2 separate regions of the Homo sapiens genome follow, and region 2 is linked to region 1. The links are chromatin loops, found by intact Hi-C in ENCODE. Cell type or tissue: Calu3. All regions are shown on one strand.

Evidence for each region. A loop is a pair of places that touch in the nucleus more often than their neighbours do. Peaks named below come from ENCODE experiments on the same cell type or tissue, not always from the same donor. Only the 100,000 strongest peaks of a DNase experiment are listed, where the experiment ranks them.
Region 2: it touches region 1 in a loop (3-fold over the local background); 2 of 110 quality-filtered maps call a loop at or near these places.

Annotation. Positions count from the first base shown.
Region 1 is chr7:50,529,481-50,534,480 of GRCh38, reverse strand. The region is part of intron 4 of DDC (dopa decarboxylase); the gene reads left to right. DDC-AS1 (DDC antisense RNA 1) reads right to left here and starts at 2,722. Exons shown (of 5, transcript NR_033845.1): 1 at 2,599-2,722. RefSeq lists enhancers at 2,073-3,272, 3,632-3,801, 3,650-3,819. In Calu3, no CTCF peak of the experiment used is centred here; DNase peaks (open chromatin) are centred at 460, 2,350 and 2,910.
Region 2 is chr7:51,352,680-51,357,679 of GRCh38, reverse strand. No RefSeq gene overlaps it. Among named protein-coding and RNA genes, the nearest start is that of COBL, 38 kb to the right of the region's middle. In Calu3, a CTCF peak has its summit at 2,558; a DNase peak (open chromatin) is centred at 669.

The DNA.
Region 1 (5,000 bases):
GATTACAAGGCACCCATCACCATGCCTGGATAATTTTTGTATTTGTAGTAGAGACAGGGTTTTGCCATTTTGCCCAGGCTGGTCTCAAACTCCTGACCTCAGGTGATCCACCCACCTCGGCCTCCCAAAGTGCTAGGATTACAGGTGTGAGCTGTAGGAGATCGGTCAGAGTGGTGGGAGAAACTATAGGGAAAAGGAGCAGGCCTTCTGAAAGGTCAGAAGGCTCTGCAAAGCTCCATGGCAGAATAGCTGAAGGCAGCTGTTCTATAACCCTGAGGCAGAGGATAAGGAGTAGGTACAAGGGAGTGTAGGGGAATTTATCTTGGTCAAGCTTGTTTGTTAGAAGTTGTCCAGGAACTGACCTCGGAACATCCTTGCACGTGACATTCCCTGAAAGGGGAACAATAAATGTTAATTATCTACAGGTTGTGTTTGCTCCAGGTTTTCAGCATTGTGCTTGCACTCAATAAAAGCAAGCTGCTCCAGCTTCTCAGGGCTGCTCTCTGGCCACTAGAGCCAGGCAGTCACTTAGCTGCTCTTACACTGCATACCTGTGTCTGAGCACTCATTTCCTCCATCGGCCAGGGTCTGCAGGACAGATCCAGCAGTGAGCCACTGCACCCAGACTGTTCCCCTCATTTTGACCCTCCCTAGCATTTGGTGAGCCCTGCTGATTCAAGACTCAGCTCTGTGCAGTGTGGAGATTTTTCTTCTACTGTATGTTAGTTATTGTGGGCCACGTCACTCTTTTTCAGGGACTTCAATTTTCCACAGATTGGGTACCTCTTCCATGATTTCTCTCTTCCTTTCGATATTTCCCTTTTTTGTTATCTTCTATATTTTAGGAAGCTTTTCATGGTTTTCTCCACATGATTATGTGATTATGGACCTGGTGTGGTGGCTCACGCCTGTAATCCCAACACTTTGGGAGGCCAAGGCGGGTGGATCATTTGAGGTAGGAGTTTAAGACCAGCCTGGCCAACATGGTGAAATCCCATCTCTACTAAAAATACAAAACTTAGCTGGACATGGTGGCATGTGCCTGTAATCCCAGCTACTCAGGAGGTTGAGGCAGGAGAATCATTTGAACCCAGGAGGTGGATGTTGAGGTGAGCTGAGATCATGCCACTGCACTCCAGTCGGGGTGACAGAGTGAGACCCTGTCTCAAAAAAAAAAAAAAAAGTCCCCTTTCCACCTAGATACTGGACATTCATGGTAAAAATGAAAAGACACAGGAGCTTTCTTGTCATATTCCCTGTGTTATTTCAGTATCTACATGTGAATATATGTATACAGACAAAATTGAAATGATACTACGCATATGGATTTTCTGCATGGTGCTTTCCTTATCATTTTATTGTGAGCATTTCCCACTATTTAAATATTGTTTGAAAAAAGTATTACTCCATGATTTTCTATGATGCATCACAATCTATATAAATATATAAATAATACCTAAGATATTTGTGTTGCATCAAATTTTCCATTCTTATAAAAAAAATTTTGGAGGACACCCTTTAGGATGAAGTGCAACAATCTTCCAAGATGATCACCTTCCTCCTAGGACTCTCCTGGCTGTATTCATGTTTAACATTCATGCTCCCCACTAAATCCAAATGGAACAAAACAAAAATTGAAGCATTTCTAGGTCATTGCATCTTATAACAAAAACAATTTCATATTCAATTTTTTCAGCAGATGATTCCTCTAATTATATACTCCTCAAAAAAATCTTATCAATCCCTCATAATATAAGCTGTGTCTATTATAATAAGAGCTACTTTTCATTGAATAGCAATTATGAGCTTGGCTATGTTTTAGCCTATGTCTTGTGCTTTGTGTTATTGTCTTCATCCTCAAAGTATTTATGAAGATTGATTGGATTATGGACAATCTTTTTCATGGATGAGGATATTGAGTCCCAGAAAGTTAGTAGAACATGCATAGCAGCAAAAGTGAATTAAAGCCAAGGCTAGTAGGAAAGACAACCAGAGTTATGACTGTTACACCAGCTCATCCCTGACCATAGGCTTGGGTTGGTGTCCAGAGATGTGCATGCTACTATGGGCTGCATTTTCGTTTCATTAAAGACAACCTCATTTTTGAGAGACCATACAAGTCTTTAGCATTTGGGTAGGAATATTCCTGGCATCTCTCAGCCCCCGCTTTAACACAATCTTCCTGTGAGCCCAATCCACTCAGTTTTTTTCTGGATGAAAGGAAGAAATGGGATCTGTGTTTGCCACCGGAAGCTCACCCTTCTCAGCAGACAAGGCTGATTGTCTGTAATTGGTGAGGCCCCAAAGAGCACAGGAGCCTGGTGACAGCCTGTGAGCCAGCCTGCATTATTGATCCCCTCAGAGCTGTAATCACAGCTGTGGGCGTCAGCGCAGTGATGCGTGTCTGAGTCAAATGGCAAACTGTTGTTGTGAGGCTGGACAAATGTGGTCTGGGAAAATGGTCTCTTAATTGGGTTTTAAAGTTCTTGTGGAAGAAAAGACAATTTTTTGCTTCGAAAAAAACTGAAGATGAAAGGACATTTCTGCTCACGGCATCAGCAGCCAGAAGCGTCAGACCTTACCAGCATCCCCTCCTACCTCCTGAGCAGGCTTGCCATGGCAACCTTTGTCTGCTGCTATCGCACAGAGCCATCGTTCCTGCTCTGTACCACATGTCACCCTCCCCGTGCTTCTCTCCGCGAAGATCTGCTGCCAGCAAAGTGCAGAGAGCTCCACCTGACATCATGCTTGAGGCCACCAGGCCACCCTGGTGGCATCGGGGTGGTGTGGTTCTAGATGTGCTACTGACGATTTGCTCCTTCAGGCTTTTAAAACATCATTTTGTTGACTTAAGAAGGTGAATTTTCTCTTAGGACATGAACTAAGCTCCCCCATCCCCCCCCAGAGAAAAGCCATAATGAGTTGTCATGGTGATTCAGGTGATTCATGGTGACTCATTTCATTAGAATGTTCAGAGAATGAACACCTGCGTTCCAACGCTTCAAGCAGAGGGTAGAATTTAGCCGGGGAAGCTGCAGTCACGCCTGCTTGTCAAGCATCAGAACAGGGAATTGTGCCTTCCACCAGGCTTTTCATGTTACATTTCCAATGAGAATGGGTGGGACATGACAAACAAAATGTGTGTGGGGGCAGATAGGGGGACAGGAGGAAATCAGGGACAGGAATGATGGGGTACATAGGAGAAGTGTAAGTAAGGTACAATGCCTGCTCTCAGGGAGCCTGGGTTTCCTGGGATGGCTGATTTAGCTTTGCCAGCCAAAATTGGTTTCTCCCCTTCTCTCTCCTCTGGCCAAGGTTTGTAAACCTGGCCTAAAACAATGTCTAAAATCATTGCTCATGAAAATATAGCCTGAAGGAAATAAAGTACCCATTTTAGATGCTGAATTAAGAGACGCATATATCTGTATATTTGAACCCATCCATTAGTGCTACAGAAACATGAATAAATGTATTTATCTTTCAATATTACTGTCCCACCAAAGGATGTGGGTTGGCTCAAAAGAATAAGTAAAAGTAGTGTCAAGGCAAAGTCAAAATGAGAAATCAGGGTCAATGAAGAGAGCATCAAATGTTAAGAAGAGAGGTTAGCATTTCTACTTAATTATTTTATTATATATTTCTCTGTAAAAACCTATCATGTTATAAACTTTTTCAGAGTCAACAAGAACCTACCTTCTTTTATTTGCCCTTTCTAATGTCCTTTCATACTGGTCGGTAGATGGGTTTCTTCTACGACTTACTTAAGAGGGAAGGTGCTCGCTGCCCCTACCTTTCTAGGCCCATGGCACCCTAAAAAGCGCAGGCGTGGGCTCACTCCTAACCGTGCCCTACCTAGCTGCTGATTTGGGGCAAGTTAGTGAACCTCTCTGCACATCTGTTTCCCCACCTGAAGATGATAAAACACAAAAATGGGATTATTTTTACAACTTAAATGGGATAACATAGCAGGCCCTGAATCCATTAGTTTGCCAGGGGTTCCCTAACAAAATACCACTGACTGGGTGGATCGAAGAAGAATTTCTTTTCTCACAGTCCCGAAGGCTGCAAGTCCAAAATCAAAGTGTCCACAGGGTTGGTTCTCCTGGGGCCTCTCTCCTGGGCTTGCAGATGGCCACCTTCTCCCTGTGTCCTCACATGGTCTTCCCTCTGTGCACCCACATGTCTGGGGGCCACATTTCCCCTTCTTTTTATTTATTTATTTTTTTGAGACTGGGTCTCACTCTGTCGCCCAGGCTGGAGTGCAGTGTTGTAATTGCGGCTCACTGCAACCTCCGCCTCCCAGGCTCAAGTCATCCTCCCACCTCAGCCTCTCGAGTAGCTGGGACTACCAGGCACGCCACCATGCCTGGCTAATTTTTGTATTTTTATAGATACAGGGTTTCGGTATGTTGCCCAGGCTGGTCTCGAACTCCGGGGCTCAAGTGATCGACCCTCCTCTGCCTCCCAAAGTGCTGGGATTATAGGCAAATTTCATATTATCAGAAACATGTCAGATTGGATTAGAGCCCAGCCATGTGACCCCATTTTCTTTTAATTACCTCTCTAAAAAGCCTATCTCCAAATATGGTCACATCTGAGGTCCTGGGGGTTAGGGCTTCAACACATGAATTTTTGGGGACACAATTCAGCCCGTGTCATTAGGAATCAAAAGAAACCCTTTAAGGCATCTCTTAGTCTCAAGGAAAATGCACCCCTATTTTATAAACAAATGCAAATCGCTCTGTCCGAGTGAATATGAACGCAGAGTCAGGCTTGCATGCTGGTGCCCTGGGCCGTTCTCCTCTGATAGAGACAGGAGCAGTCGTCCTAGGCCAGGCTGGGGGCAGTCCATGAGGAGAAGCTCTCACAATACCTGGCGCAGGGAAGTGGTCAGAAATGTTAGCTGCTGCTGTTACACAAAATAGACCCACCAATGGCAAACTCATACCAACAGCTGAAGTGGTGGTCTCAGGTGTCAAAAATATTAGTTTTCTCCTAAG
Region 2 (5,000 bases), 820 kb before region 1:
CAGAAAAATAATTAATTAATTAATTAATTTAAAAAGAGGGAATTAAAGCAAGTCTGATAAAATGATGAAGAAAACCAGGGTAAAGAGTCGAGTGTTCCAGCCCAGAATGGCATTAGCTGTTTAGAGGCTGACTTTGATGATGTTGGCATCTCCACAACAGCAAGGTTTATGTCAGGCCACTGCAATTAGGGAGGCCGAAAGCTGGCACATTCAAAATGAGTGAGCAGGTCATTCTTTACTCAAGTTGGACCCACTCTTTACTTACTATATTTGCCCAAATGGCAGGCAAACTGTTCCCTCTCACTTCCGCATGACATAACATGCATATCAGTCAACACTAAGGGAACTTGGCTAAGCGTAGCTCTTTTGTCCTTGGGAAAAGGCGTGGTAAGGTCATGGCGTTCCTAAGGGACCCTGGCTCCCTTTGGTGCTCTCTTCACCTAGTTACAATTTGCTAAAGAAAACAAGCAGAGCGTACGAAGGGCAGCACATTTCCAAAGAAAGTTTCCAACCCAGAGGTCACCATGCCCAGGGAATGAGTAACCCAGTGTGGCACATTAAGGGGCAGGTTCCACCTGAGTTAGCACAGGCGGCAAAAGGGAGAAGACTCGCCATCACAGTGTGATTTAGTATGCCTGGGGGCGGGAAGAGATGAGGTTGATTTATGCAAGCCCCAGGTGGGAGCAGCATCCTGAGTAGAGAGAATGTCCAGCCTGGCCACTCAGCCCTGAGACACTGCCCTCCAGCTGCGAATAGCAGCCTGCTCAGCCCTGCTCACCAGTCTTTGTTAAGAACTACACGTCCCATGGGGGGTTACAAAACCACCAATACCTTACAGGGGTCACAAAACCGCCAATACCTTTGGACACTTTTGAAATGGAGGGAAAGGGCAAATGCAGTCTCTGAGCCTCACAGGACACCCATGCCCTCTCTCATGCCCTCTCTCAGTAACCCGGAGGAAAGTTACCTTCATGAACAAGGAAGAGGACCGAGGCATGATGCATTTCATCCAGCACATGGCTCTATGTGCCCGGATGCAGCACCTATGCTTACGTAATGAGAAAAGGTGTGAGAGGAACTTTTGTTTCATGGAGCATTGCCCAGCCCACACCACAGTCCTGTAAGTGCCCATCCTGTTTACTTTGCCATTGCTGCACTGATGGACAGCCATCTATGGAGACAAAGCCAGAGCAGGGGATGCAAAGCTGGGCTGGACCAGAAGGGTTGCCTCAGCCATCTAGAGATGGGGAGGGGACATAAATCTCTGAATCATTCTCTAGGGGGCTAAGGTCACTGATGGGAAGAGCACACAATGAGCCGCATCCAAGGGGTGGGAGGGAAACAGAAGAAGGGGTCAAGGCAGAGGCTGAGAGAGTCAAAGTGGATACATCAGGGTGGGGTGAGGAGCCCACAGAGGGGAGAGGTTTAGGTTGGAGCTACACCTCTAAATGTGTGGGGTCAGGCTGGTCCTAAGAATAGAAACAAAGCAGCTAAATAGAATCCAGCCACTAGTGGGAACAGGCATGATCCAAGGACTGAGATCTGGGAGCTTCATGCTAAAGAACTACTATGTGAATTAAATAAAGAAAATAAAGGAGTGGTCAGAGAGTGGGAAGAACAGGAAAACCTAGCTTCATAGAAGGAGGTGGAGGAGCCTGTTTCAATGAGTGGACCATTGACAATGGCCAATGCCAAAGAGAGATGAAGGAGCTTGAGAATTTAAACAGAAGGCCACTGGGCCTTATCTCATTCAAGTTTTTGTTTCACATATGAAGTTTTGGTAGAATATAGGGGCCTACATGATAGGGCTCTGAGGAGGGAAAGATCCACAGAAGAATAAATCAGTATCTATGATATGAGAGTGGGGCAGGAAAGTGCTGGGTAGAGAAAGGCAGGTCCCTGGCTAGGGCTCCACCCCCGGGCCTGTGCCCATGGACATAGGTGAGGACAGGTATTTCTGTTTTCATGCCCAAATGTTGCATTTTCCAAGACCATCTTGGCTCACCACGCCCCCAATCCTATGCCTATAAAAACCCTGAGACCCTAGTGGGAAGAGACACAAGCAGCTGGACATCGAGAGGAACACACTGGCGAAACAGCACACCGAGAGGCACCAGCAGATGCCGGCAGGTTATCGACTGCCGGGATGACACGGAGTTTGGCTGGCGTGGTCGGAGCAGAGCCCAGCCACTGGGCAGCCTGACTCTAGGGGAAAACTACCACCTTCCCATTCCATCCCCTTTCTGGCCTCTGCATCCACCTCACTGAGAGCTACCACCACTCAATAAAAAATCTTGCACTCATTCTCCAAGCCCACATGTGATCCGATTTTTCCAGTACACTAAGGCAAGAACCTGGGATACAGAAAGCCCTCTGTCCTTTCAATAAGGCAGAGGCTCTAATTGAGCTGATTAACACAAGTCCCCTATGGATGGCTAAACTGAAATAGCGCCCTGTAACACACACCCACTGGGGCCTCAGGAGCTGTAAACCTTCAACCCTACAAGCTGCCATGGGGTTGATGCTCCCCACTACCTGCCTGTCTGCATGCTCCCCCTAGAGGTTTGAGCAATGGGGCGCAGAAGAAGCGAGCCACACCCCCCAATGCAAGTTCTGCGAGGGGGATAAGGGAAACTTTGCCGTTTCATCTAGACCACAAGTTGAAACAGTTGAATAACAAAAGGAAGGAACTAAGAAGACAGATACCCAGTTGACTGAACACAGCTCTGGTAAAAATGAAGAATTATGCCTGGAGTGGAGGTGCATGGACATTTGTGTGTGGCTTCTCAAGTTTACTCTGCCATCATATCATCTCAGGGTCTTAGCTTTTCAAGTAGAAATTCAGCTCTTTCTGTGACAGACAATGATTCACATTAACTAAATTCACACAATCCAGATGTAGAAACCAAAATATTGGTTGTGATGAACATGAGTCATCAGGGAAGTGCAATTCCCATATAAACACATCAGAATGGCTAAAATGTAAAGGACTGACAATACCAAGTGTTGACAAGAATGTTGATCAAATTGATCTCTTATACTCCGCTGGTAGGAATGTAAATTGGCACATCCTCTTTGGAAAACTGTCACCAGCTTCTAACGCTAAGCATATACCTGCTCTATGATTCAGCCATTGTATTCCAAGATGTAACACTAACAACAACAAATGTTCACATTCACCAAACATACATAATAGAATGGGCATAGCAGCTTTATTCATAATGGCCAAAACTAGAATCAACCCAAATGTGAATCGTGAATACTAGATAAATTGTAAAGCATTCATGCAGTGGAATACTGCAGAGCAGTATTCCAAACAAACAGCCACTACCTGCAATACAAGTACATGGAGGAACTCACAGCAAAAATAGGCTGGGCACGGTGGCTTATGCCTGTAATCCCAGCACTTTAGGAGACCAAGGCGGGCGGATCATCTGAGGTCAGGAGTTCAAGACCAGCCTGGCTAACGTGGTGAAACCCCGTTTCTACTAAAAATGCGAAAAATTGGCTGAGCGTGGTGGCATGTGCCTGTAATCCCAGCTACTCGGGAGGCTAAGGCAGGAGAATCGCTTGAACCCGGGAGGCGGAGGTTGCAGTGAGCGGAGATCACGCCATTGCACTCTGGCTTGGGCAACAAGAGCAGAACTCTATCTTAAAAAAAAAAAAAAAAGCCACGCACAAAAGAATAAAGCGTTTCCTCTGCTGTATATGGTGATGGGGCACCAAGGGACCTTCCAGAGTGCTGAAAATGTTCTGTGTTCAGTATCTTGCCCTACAGTGTGGTAATGCAGGTATACACATTTCTAAAAACTCAAGCAGCTGTGTATTTACAAGAACTGTAAACTTGACAATATGTATAACATAATAATAAAAATTAAAAGAAAAAAGAGTTTAACTACATGGTAAATGGAAGTTGTAGAGTAAAACAAAAATTTTATTAGATGAAAAAAGTTGGTTTTACTTTTTTTTATTCTATAACTGTGCTAGATCAGAAACAGCTTCTGCCAGCAAGGGTTTCTGATGTAGTGGGAAAATTCCATGATTTATCTCCATGAGGTTCTGTTCCTGGTACCTAGAAGAGCTCCTGGAACATACTAGGCACTCATTAAATGTGTTGGTAATCAATAAACAGGATTAATACACCAGAGCTGTCCTAAAGAAATATCTCAGAGGAGCAAAACTTTGATATTAAGACTTAAGTTTAGGCCAGGTGCGGTGGCTCACACCTGTAATCCCAGAACTTTGGGAGGCCGAGGCGGCAGATTACCTGAGGTCAGGAGTTTGAGACCAGCCTGGCTAACATGGTGAAGCCCCATCTCTACTAAAAATACAAAAATTAGCTGGGCATAGTGGTGTGTGCCTGTAATCTCAGCTGTTAGGGAGGCTGAGGCAGGAGAATCGCTTGAACCCGGGAAGCAGAGGTTGCAGTGAGCTGATATCGTACCAGCCTGGGCAACAGATTGAGACTCTCTCTAAAAAAAAAAAAAGACTTGAATTTAAACAACAGTAGAAACAACAGCAAAACAGTACTTTTGTGGCTCTCTCTCTGTATATTTATTTATTGTTTAGTGACTATATCCTTTGTGGTAAAGTTGAGGCTTATATGTGTGCCTCAAATACAACTTATTTCAAATTTTATAAATCTGATACATTTACAAAACTTTATATACTAAGTTTTAATTCAATTAGGAAATCCTGGATTTTTGCCAAAAGGAACAACAGGAAATTGAAACTACTCTAAGTAATGGATAAAGGCTGCCATTGTCACGCTTCTCCAACTTAGTGAAACTTGCCTAGCAGAAAAAGTGTGGAAACTTGGATAGCAAATCCTCGCAAGCTGCCAGTTTCTGTTTGTTACAGAAAATGTTTATTGAACACACAGTATAGGTGGAATAAAATCCAAAGTAAGTTTTCCCACATGCTGCTGCTTGGAAAAACATCTCATCCAATGACACAGCACCATCCAATAGGCTGTGAAATGTTGCTTCGTGAACTGTACT